Linked DNA regions of Homo sapiens: region 1 is linked to region 2. A link is a loop called in an ENCODE intact Hi-C map of the cell type or tissue named here. Cell type or tissue: PC-9. All regions are shown on one strand. Links, peaks and the distances in the headings refer to the core of each region. The heading gives the core; the rest is flanking DNA. Region 1 overlaps LOC105373899 (a long non-coding RNA gene). Region 2 overlaps LOC105373899 (a long non-coding RNA gene).

What was found. Hi-C counts contacts between places; a loop is a spot of excess contacts. Peaks named below come from ENCODE experiments on the same cell type or tissue, not always from the same donor. Only the 100,000 strongest peaks of a DNase experiment are listed, where the experiment ranks them.
Region 1: it touches region 2 in a loop (1.9-fold over the local background); 2 of 110 quality-filtered maps call a loop at or near these places.

Annotation. Positions count from the first base shown.
Region 1 is chr2:221,714,032-221,719,423 of GRCh38, forward strand. The region is part of intron 5 of LOC105373899 (a long non-coding RNA gene); the gene reads left to right. Among named protein-coding and RNA genes, the nearest start is that of EPHA4, 140 kb to the left of the region's middle. In PC-9, for the core only: no CTCF peak of the experiment used is centred there; a DNase peak (open chromatin) is centred at 2,590; H3K4me3 peaks cover 634 bases; H3K27ac peaks cover 924 bases.
Region 2 is chr2:221,638,866-221,644,257 of GRCh38, forward strand. LOC105373899 (a long non-coding RNA gene) reads left to right here. Exons shown (of 8, transcript XR_923942.1): 2 at 2,743-2,847. Among named protein-coding and RNA genes, the nearest start is that of EPHA4, 69 kb to the left of the region's middle. In PC-9, for the core only: no CTCF peak of the experiment used is centred there; a DNase peak (open chromatin) is centred at 2,786.

The DNA of each region.
Region 1 (5,392 bases), core at 178-5,177, 75 kb after region 2:
GAAACTGAAGACCCTGTTAGGATCTTCAAAATATGCTTGGTTTCCAGTACTTCCTCTTCCTCTTCAAAGAACACCACTAATGTGCTCAGTTCTCCAGAACTAAAGTCTCACTGGCATTTCTGTCTTGTTCCTCTCACTTGTTGCTCCTACCCAGACAATTCTCCCTCCCCAGTGTTTTGCTTTTCTTCTTTTCTTTCAAGTCCTATTGCTGGCGACCTGGTTCAAGACTTTATCAATGCAGGCCTGGACAGTGGGAATAAACTGTTAATAGTTTTGCTTGTTGTCATTGTCTATTCTTCCAACTCATGCTGATGAATGATGGCAATTTATTTTTAATATAAAATTTCAATCCATTACTGTCTTTCTTGAAAGTTTGGAACCTGCTCCCCATTGCCTGAAGGATATAGTTCTTTGAAGTTCTTTCAGTGTCATTCAATGCCATCCCTAATTAGGGCTAACCTATTTTTCAAGCCTTATCTCCCACCACCACATCTGACCTTCTGCTGCAATCAGGTTGTTTTACTGGTTGTCAGAAAAACATCCTTTGTATGTTCCCACCTTTGCACTATTACACTTTGCATCCTCAGCTGGATGTCCCTTTTACATCTCTTACTACATCCTAACTCATATCAAATTCTTCTGTAAAGCCTTTTCTGGGCATCATAGTCTGAAATGTTATTGTTCCCCAAGACTCCTATATCAAGTAATGTTTGTGTAATTAACTCATGAAATAGCTCCTTATATTACACTGAGATTCCTTGCAATATAGTATTAATTCCTGCTCAATTGCCAAATATCTTCTCTGGTGCTACACATCTACTAAAGGCTCCAATAAAAAATAATTTAGAAATTATGTATGTTAATAGAGATAATCTAATACTAGAAGAATTTTGGAATCAAAGACTGCATTTTAAGTCAGAGAAATGAGCTACAAAATTTGGTAGACTTCCCATAGACTATTCTTCAACCAGCAGTCTTTTATGCAAATGAAATGACTGAAAGCTGAATCTTACAACATTTTATTTACTTGCAGAAGCAGAGGAGAATTTAGAAATCAACGTAGCCAACTGCCTAATTTCACAGGAGAAAATAAGTAAAGCTCAGACTACTAAAAGCCATTGGCAAATTCTGAATTTGTATGAAGATCTGAATTTAAGAGTATCCCATATTCTACCTTAAGCCTCTAATCTGGAGGGAAGAAATACTACCGCATCTAACTGATATTTGATGAGTAATCTTAATTTAACTTTAATATTTTTATATACATATTCTGTTTTAAACTTTTGAATGTAATCCTACAGCATTAATCATTTGCAGTCAGTTTGCAGTTTACAATGAATTTACACGTATATTATCTAACGTGATGCTCACAACTACCCTGGGATGTTGGTGTCAACAAGTCTCAAGGCAAAAGTGAGACAGGCTGGGGGAACGTAGACACATCAGATGTAGCTGTCTAGGAATTCCTTGTCTTGACAAATTTGTCTCCTTACAATCCCTTGGTCAATAAATAAATCAAGTGTCTATTTTTCTGGAGATATATAAATATCTTCCCTCAGGGGTTGGAAAGAAAATAGCCATGCCTCGTGACAATTTATGCATGTGAAATGTCAAATCATGGTACTAAGGGCAGGAGAAGAGAGATTGGAGAGTGAGTGCTGGGACTCACTGTAAGCTTCTTAGCAGAGAGGAGAGTTGAACGGGACTGTGGAGTCCCAGCAGGATTTACATAACAATGATGCCAAAATCACACAAGTGCGTTCATTCTTATTTTTATATACAACCTACAGTTTTATGAAGTACAACTATGCATCATCCCACTTAATCTTTTCGAGTTCCTTAACCTTTTAAATGGACAGTTGTCTTGTGGTTTAGAGAACCAGTGTAATCTTTGAGTAAGTATTACCCATTCCCTGGAAATTTTTCTTGGATGCTAGCTCCCTCTATTAAGGTGAAAATTAAATTCTTGAGAAGTAGGGCGTGGGTTGGGGGAGGGAAAAAAAGGGATTCCATTGTGCAATGTAGTTCAGAGTCCCTTGTCTCTACTTTGTCATTCTAATGAGGCAACTGGCTTCTACAGGCAGTAGGTTTAAGCGATGTGGAGTTGAACTGTGCTAATTGTATATTAAACCAGTGTTAAATTACCAAAGTGCTGAGTCAACAATCAGAAATAGGTTCCTCCATTTTTTATCAGCATGAAACTTCTCTTGTCACTGGATAGAAATATCAGTATAAGGTGGCATTCCATGGGTCAATTCCATGACTTGGGTGTTTGTAAAAACTTCAAAAAGTTTATTGCAGAAGTAAGTATCCCTTCTCAAGCTGGAGGAGCTTCAGACTAGTCTGAAAATAGTTATATCCCATTTTTCACATTTGCTAGCTACAGGTTTTAGAACCTCACAATGTCAATGGAGTGTTAAAGAAAAAAAGTAGCAGGCTCTTTTTATTATATCTTAATTTTCCATGCTGAGCTTTTCGTAGAAATTCTATATTATCTTCGACCTTTATACTTCAATCTGACCCACAGGCTCTATGCACTTTCCTCCCCCACATTTCTGGAGCTGCTCCTGTTGACACAGCTATTAAATGACTAACTGGAACCAGTTAGTCATAAAAACTAGGGCTGGTTTCTATGGTTGCAGAATGAAAGATACGTTTTCTATTGTATTTTCAAGCACAATGTGGACAGCCAAGACTATTGGGGAAATGCTAAATCTAGATATAGAGCCAGAAATTGAGAATCAGTTAGGAATCAGAACCAGAAACCTAGACCTGAACAGATATGAGAATGGATTAGGTATCTGGTGGGCAGGCAGCCTGAGCTGGCGTGGATGTTTTGGAACTAACGGTTAGCACAGGGTCCAGCATGGAGAATAAGCTCAGGTACTTGCACTGGTGATGGACACATTAGCCAGGTTTGCAAGTGAGGCCTTGAATGCAAAATGAACACATCTCTGTCAGTTGATCCTTGGAAAATTCTCATGAAAAAGTTGGTTCGTGGTCACAGGAGGAATGAGTGGAAAAGAGAGGACAGACAATGAGCGAGATTACATCACTCACTCAATTTGTGCACGAGAAAAGCATTCTTTACCCTCACTGTAAAGTGGTTTCACTTCCAGCCTAAATTCCACCACATAGGTGTAGATTAATAGTGGTGACCCATCATGTTCAGAGAAACATCAGCTGTCTGGCCAGTCTTCGGTCACTCCATGTCAGGATGTCCCAACCAGTTAGTGGTATTTCCAGAATGCGGTGCCAATGGGAACTTTAAGGATCATACCACTTAGCATGTAGGAACAGTCATTTACCAAACAGGATATCAGTGCTTTGTAAGAGCTAGTGGAACTTCCCAAGTGCCTCACCTAGTTACACTGAAGTGATAGAGTGTCCTGTCCTTCCTTATAATTGATATGTTTAGATTATGATGTGCCCAGGACACCAAAACCCTACCGCCATCACTCCAATCATAGTTCGACTTCATTATTAGCATGGCTTTAAGACAAATGGAAGGAGATGGAATAATTAAGAAACGTTGTTGGACATGTTTAGGATTACTGTAAAATAACTAACAGATTTATATAATCTCAACAGTGTTAGGATTTTTATTACAAAAAAAGAGCAAATCATTTGGAAACAATACTATATAAATATAGAGAATTTTTTTATTATTCCATTTCTCATGCCTCAAATGCACGAAAAATACCCTTTAAGGTCAAACTATTGATTTAAGTTATAATTTAGTTCTAAAACCTCAGGGAGTTGTTTTTCGAGCAAGAAAAATCACAATGTTTCTCATTGCCCTTCTTGGTACACGAGCCAAATGAACTGAACACACACTGTGCACAAAGACTTGTGCTCAGAAGGCCCTTTCCCTCGTCTGGAAGCAAAGAAATAACCATAAATGAGAAAAGTATGACATTCATGGTAAGAAGCAGTACACAGGGCATGACTAAACCATGGTAGTTTCAGGGGATGGAGGCATAGGAAGATAGTTATGGAATGTCTATGCCATGTTGCTGCCATCTATGTGGCACCTAAAACTGATATATACACACTCTGCTTTGGACCACAGAAATGTCAGAGATAAAAAGGTCACAAGCTGTCCTTAACTATGAACAGCTGACCACAGATATGTCTGTTTCTCAGAATGTTGGTGTCCTCCACCAAAGCCTCTTTGTGTTTGTATTTTATGTCTGTCCTCCTGAAGGACCCAAGCACTTATTCTGTTCTCAAAGTGCCGCTGATTCTGTTCTTCACCCCTGCTATTGCAGTATATATGCAGCTATATGCAGTAGCCTGGGTGGCTACTGTCATACTTGGACTTTGTAAGAAAAGGAACTGTTATTTGCTGAGGGCCATCTAGGGAGACTATAGTGCACAGATTAGAGTAAATGGGTTAAAATCAAATGTTTATAGTCAAACTGATTTACTCAAAATCCCTGTTCCTCCATTTCTAACCTAGGGGACTTTGGGCAAGTTGCTTAATGCCTGTGTGTCTCTGCATTCTCATATGTAAAATGAAAACACGAATAGCATCTACCTCACAGGATCACTGTGAATATTGAATGAGGGGCTGCATTTATCAGGCTTAGTCTGGAATACATTGGATGATCATTCAAAAATAGCTATTATTCATTTTCTCTTTGTGAAAAAATGTGCTTGGAAGCCCCAGTCTTCAACCTAGAAATGAACTCACAGAAAATAGACTGTTTGCTGCTCCCATTAACTCATCATTTACATTAGGTATTTCTCCTAATGCTATCCCTCCCCCATCCCCCCACTCCATGATAGGCCCCAGTGTGTGATGTTCCCCACCCTGTGTTCAAGTGTTCTTGTTCAATTCCCATGGCACTGCACACGTATGCATATGTAACAAATCTGCATGTTTTGCACATGTACTGTAGAACTTAAAGTATAATTTAAAAAAGAAAATAGACCATTTTTGGTTGAAGAACAGAAAACCCTGAAAGCTGTATCTGAGAACCTGCATATACAAGCAGACAATGGCCAGATAACATATAAAAATAAAACTCTGACCTACAACCAGCAGCGATACAGCCCAGGAAGGCAACCTATCTACAGAAATGAATCTAAAAAAACAAACTACTATCTGCATCAACCAGCCCGGGAAACTGAACAATAACCCCTGTAGCAATCAGCTCCAAACAGCCAAAACTTAAATAATAATTGACAGCTTCTTTAATTTTTGCCCCAGCTTCCAATTTAGGACCAACTGGAAAAAATTGAATCCATATTCCCACCCAATCACATAAGATGCCCCACTTCTAGTTAGACCATCTACCGCTTCCCCATGCCAACAACCTCCAATCAGGGCACACCTGAAGCCCTCCCTTTTCTCCACTGCAATGCTTTCTCATTCTTCTGCCTGCCT
Region 2 (5,392 bases), core at 79-5,078:
AAAATCAGTAGATGTTGGGGGGTGGTGTAATGACTGGCTGTATAAAAGAATCCTTTCTCTTTTTAACATGAATGACAGACTCGTGACTGTAAGCTCTGTTAGATCACATGGCATGTCCATTTTATTTATGATCATACCTCCAGCAGATAACACAGTTCCAGGTATGGAGTAGGTACTCAAGTTTTTATGAAATAAAATAATAATATTTTAGGTTGGGAAGATCTTTCTATGAAACAAGCTGGCCCCAAATTCAATAGCTTAACAATCATTTATTCTTGCTCATGTTTCTGTAGTCAGCAGAGTCAGCTGATTAAGGCTCCAAAGCTGGGGTTGGCTCCAGGCCATGGCCAGCATTCAGGTGATTGTTGTAAACATATTTCAGGCCTCTGTATTATATTTGCTAATATCCCATTGGCCAAAGTAAGCCCTATGGTAGAGGCTAAAGACAAGGGGCAAGAGGAAACATTTGACAGTAGCGGAAAGAGCTACTAGGTCACATGGCAAAGGATGTGATTGCAGAGAATAGTGAAGAGCTAGGGACAATTATTTAATATACTACTGTCCACACTCTTAGGAACAATTATTCAACTCCCTTCTACATGAAAAATAAACTTACCCCCATCCTAAGATCTCCAAAGTCTTATCTAATCATGGTATCAAATTCGAAGCCCAGGATCTCAATATCTAAAGCAGTCTAGATTTGGTTTATCTTTTTAAAAAAATGTTTTTAATTTAATTAATTAATTTTTATTGATGCAGACTATAATAAATGTACATAGTTTTGGAGGTGCATGAGATAATTTAATACATTCATATAATTTGTAAAGATCAGATAATTTCTTGGGATATTGCAGTTCTTAGGATATCTATCACCTTAAATATTTGTCTTTTCTTTCTGCAATAACCATCAAAATTTTTCTATTCTAGCTATTTTGAAATATACATTATTATCAACAATAGTCACCCTGCTAATCTGTCTAGCACTAGGTCTTATTTTTTTCTACCAAACCATATCTTTGTGCCCATTAATCAACTTCTCTTCATCCCCTTCTACTGCCTATCCTTCCCAGCCTCTTGTAACCACCAGTCTACTCATTCTTCATTAGATCCATTTTTTAGTTCCCACTTGTGAGTGAGAACGTGCGATATTGTCTTTCTGTGCTGGGCTTATTGCACTTAACATAATGATCTCCAGGTCCATCCATGTTCCTACAAATGACAGGATTTCATTCATTTTTATGGTTGAATAATATTCCATTGTGTATATATACCACATTTTATTTATCCATTTGTCCATTGATGGGCACTCAGGTGGATTCCATGTCTTGGCTTTTGTGAACAGTGCTGCAATAAAAATGGAAGTGGAGGTGTCTTTTCAATCTATTGATTTGCTTTCTTTCGTGTATATACCCAGTAGTGGAACTGGTGGATCATACGGTAGTTCTAGTTTTTGTTTCTTGAAGAACCTCCATACTGTTCTCCATAGTGGTTCTACTAACTTAGATTTCCAGGAGCAGTGTACCAGGGTTCCCCTTTCTCCATATCCTCATCAGCATTTGTTATTGCCTGCTTTTTCTGTAAAAGCCATTTTAACTGGGGTGAGAAAAAATATGCTACAATAGTAACCAAATCAGCATGATACTGACATAAAAACAGACACATAGACCAATGAAACAATAGAAAACCCAGATGTAAACCTAGATTTGGGTTCTCTCAATCTAGAGATGTATTTTTTTCACTTTCAAAAAAACTAAACCTTTTTCTGAGATATTTTGATGTATTTCATTACTTATGTATTTATTTACTTAATTTTGAGGTTATGATGGTTAATCTTATTTGTCAGTCTCACTGGGCTACAGAATGCCCACATCTTTTTTCAAACCTTATTTTGGGTGTTTCTTTGAGGGTACTTCATTCTATTTCTCTGGAGAACTCTGACTAATACAGAGATATTTTGTGATACAGTTCTAAGTATTAGTACAGGTAGATCCCATGCACCTTGTCTTAGTCTATTTGTGCTGATGTCACAAAATTCCACAGACTAAGTAAGTCATAAACAGTAAAAATTTATTTCTCATGGTCATGGAGACTGGGAAGTCCTAGATCAAGGCACTGTCTGATAATGGTCCTGGTCTTTGCTTCCAAGATGGTGCCAGTTGCTGCATCCTCCAGGGGGGATGAAAGCTGTGTCCTCACGTGGTGGGAGGAATGGAAGGGCATGGAAGACTCTCTTCAACCTCAAGCTCTGTTAGAGGAGCACTAATCATATTCACAAGAAGGAGCCCTCATGACTTACTCACCCCCCAAAGACCACGTGTCTTAATACTGTTGCATCAGGGATTAAGTTTCAAAATAACTTTTGGAGGAGATACCACCATAGCATATCTCTATTCCGTTTCCTGTAGTGGTAAGGTCTTAAAAGCCTTACCCAACCCATACATCATCCCAACCAGGATATTGACGTTAACACAATCCACTGATCTCATTCAGATTTTCCCCATTTGTCTTGCACTCACTTATGTGTGTGTTTGCACATGTTTAGTTCTACGCAACGTACAAGTTTGAGTCTCTGCCACCACAGTCAAGATACAGAAGAGTTTCATTATCAGAAAGATCAGAGATGTACTTTTGAATGGATGAATAGTGCTTAAAAGAGAAATGAGTTTTGTGGTTAGCTACTTAAGTCTCACCCTTTAACATTGTGGAATTTATCACTGAGAACTTCCTTTCTTCTCAAATCAGGAAATGTGTAATGTGAAGTTAACCTCAATGTGATGTGCCAAGGGCATGTGAAATCACAAGGAGAAAGTGCAGTATTTACTGAGTGAGCAGCTATTCCAGTCAATGGTAAGTGATTTTTTTTTTTTTTTTTTTTGACGGAATCCGGCTCTGTCGCCCAGGCTGGAATGCAGTGGCGCAATCTCGGCTCACTACAACCTCCGCCTCCCGAGTTCAAGTGATTAGTAGCTGGGACTACAGGCATCCGCCACCATGCCCGGGTAATTTTTTTGTACTTTTAATAGAGATGGGGTTTCACCATGTTGGCCAGGATGGTCTCTATCTCTTGACCTCGTGATCCACCCGCCTTGGCCTCCCAAAGTGCTGGCATTACAGGCGTGAGCCACCGCGCCCTGCCGGTAGGTGATTTTAAAATTTACTTTTACATGAGAACGGCATGGGTAGGTCAGGCGCAGTGACTCATGCCTGTAATCCCAGCACTTTGAAAGACCAAGGCAGGAGGATGGATTGAGCCCAGGAGTTTGAGACAAGCATGGCAACATAATGAGACGCCATCTCTACCAAAAATTAAAATAAAAATTAGCCAGGCACAGTGGCTCTCACCTGTAGTCCCAGTTACTCTGGAGACTGAGGTGGAAGGATCACTTGAGCCCAGGAAGTTGGTGGCTGCAGTGAGCCAAGACGGCACCACTGCACCCCAGCCTGGGTGACAGAGTGAGACCCTGTCTCAAGAATAACAAACAGATAAACAAAAAATCCAGCATGAGTGTATTATGGAGTAGAATGCAACATTTCTTTTTATCGAAAACAAGACTTCAAAGATAGGCCCTGCACATTGCAGTCATTTGCGGCCACACTTGTAGATCCTTCAAATTACGGAATCATCTTTACTGTCCTAAGAGGTACTTTGATAAAAACTTTGAGAAACACTTCTAGTTAGCTTTTCATCTGCTATTTTCCACCTCCTTATTCAGGGTATGCCTTAAGGCCAGGGACTTGGCAGTTGCCACTTTGTTATTCCTGGCAGCAGCCAGCACAAGGCACACCACGGGAGAAGCATTCAACTGATGTTGCTTGAATGGCTTTGTGCCTTGCCTATTAGGGATATAGATGATCCTCTATCTAGATCCCTGATAAGAGGGTAGAGAAACCTCAGATTCAGTCTAGACTTTGATCTACATTGCCATGTGGCCTTGTGCAAACTACTGAATGTCTCTGAGTTTCCTTGTCTGAAAAATCCAGAATACCCATTACATGAGGTTATTTTAAGACTTAAAGGAAATACTGTGCCAAGTATTCATCACAATGATACAAAGTAGGTACTCAAGAAATGAGAGCTGTTACGACAGTGATATGGTTTGGGTCTGTGTCCCTACCCAAATCTCATGTCAAATTGTAATCCCAATGTTGGATGTGGGGCCTGGCGGGAGGTGATTAGATCATGGGGGTGGATTTCCCCTTTGATGATGTTCTCACAATACTGTGAGAGTGAGTGAGTTATTGTGAGATCTGATTGCTAACAAGTGTGTGGCGCCTCCCCACTCTCTCTTCCTTCTGCTCTAGCCATGTGAAGGCTCCTGCTCCCACTTTGCCTTCTGCTATGAGTAAAAGTTTCCTGAGGCATCCTTAGAAGCTAAGCAGATGCCAGCATTGTGATTCCTGTACAGCCTGCAGAATCATGAGCCAATTAAGCATATTTTCTTTATAAATTTCCTATTCTCAGGTATTTCTTTATAGCAGTGTAAGAATGGACTAATACATACACTGATGATGATGCTGGGATGTTGATGATATTAGCTTAATCTTAATAACTAACATAAATCATGAAAGAATTGTAAAATTAATTAACAAATAAATGAGGAAAGACATTTTCAAAAATAAATTTTTTCTTGCTCAACATCAAATATCAATTTTACTCCAGCTAGTAAAGAAGATAAAACTGAAGTCTATTCTAAGTCTACTAAGACATCGTAACATAAACAAACAAAATTATCAGTATTCTCTTCCCTGGATCTAAGCACTACATGAAAATCCCAAGTCTTACTCATATTTTCTAAGTTAATGAGGAATCAGATATAATCGATGATGTTATAGAGAAAACACTAAAAATAAAACAAATATATCTTGGAGAAAGCGTTTAAACATAGCTTTGAGAAATAAAAGCCTCTAGCATCATTTTTCTCTGTCAATTTTGGTAAAAGCATTTTAGGAAGATGCTTTTTACAAGACTTATCATTATGGAAGAGTGATAATATGAAAAGATCTTCTCTCAGACCTAGAGCATCTAATGAAAATGTATAATCTTCCATTCTCAGTTCGGCAAGGAGGTCTGGGTGCCACAACCTAAAAAGGGATTTTTTTTTTTTTTTGCCACTTTCTGTATTTATTCAGCCTGACAACATCACATTTTCCATAGCCTGTGATTGGGTGCCACACTGTCCATATTATCACACCTAGGTCAGTCTTTAATCAGAAGTCTTCATTTTCAAAGTGTCTCATGTCTATGAATCCACTGTCACATTAGTGGTGGCTGGATGGTGACTTCAAGGATATCTTTAGGTCCCATAAGTCCTAATAATTTAGAGGCATTTTCCTGAAATCATGAGTACATGCTTGCATATCCATCCAGGCAGGACCTGCTCCTAGAAGTGAC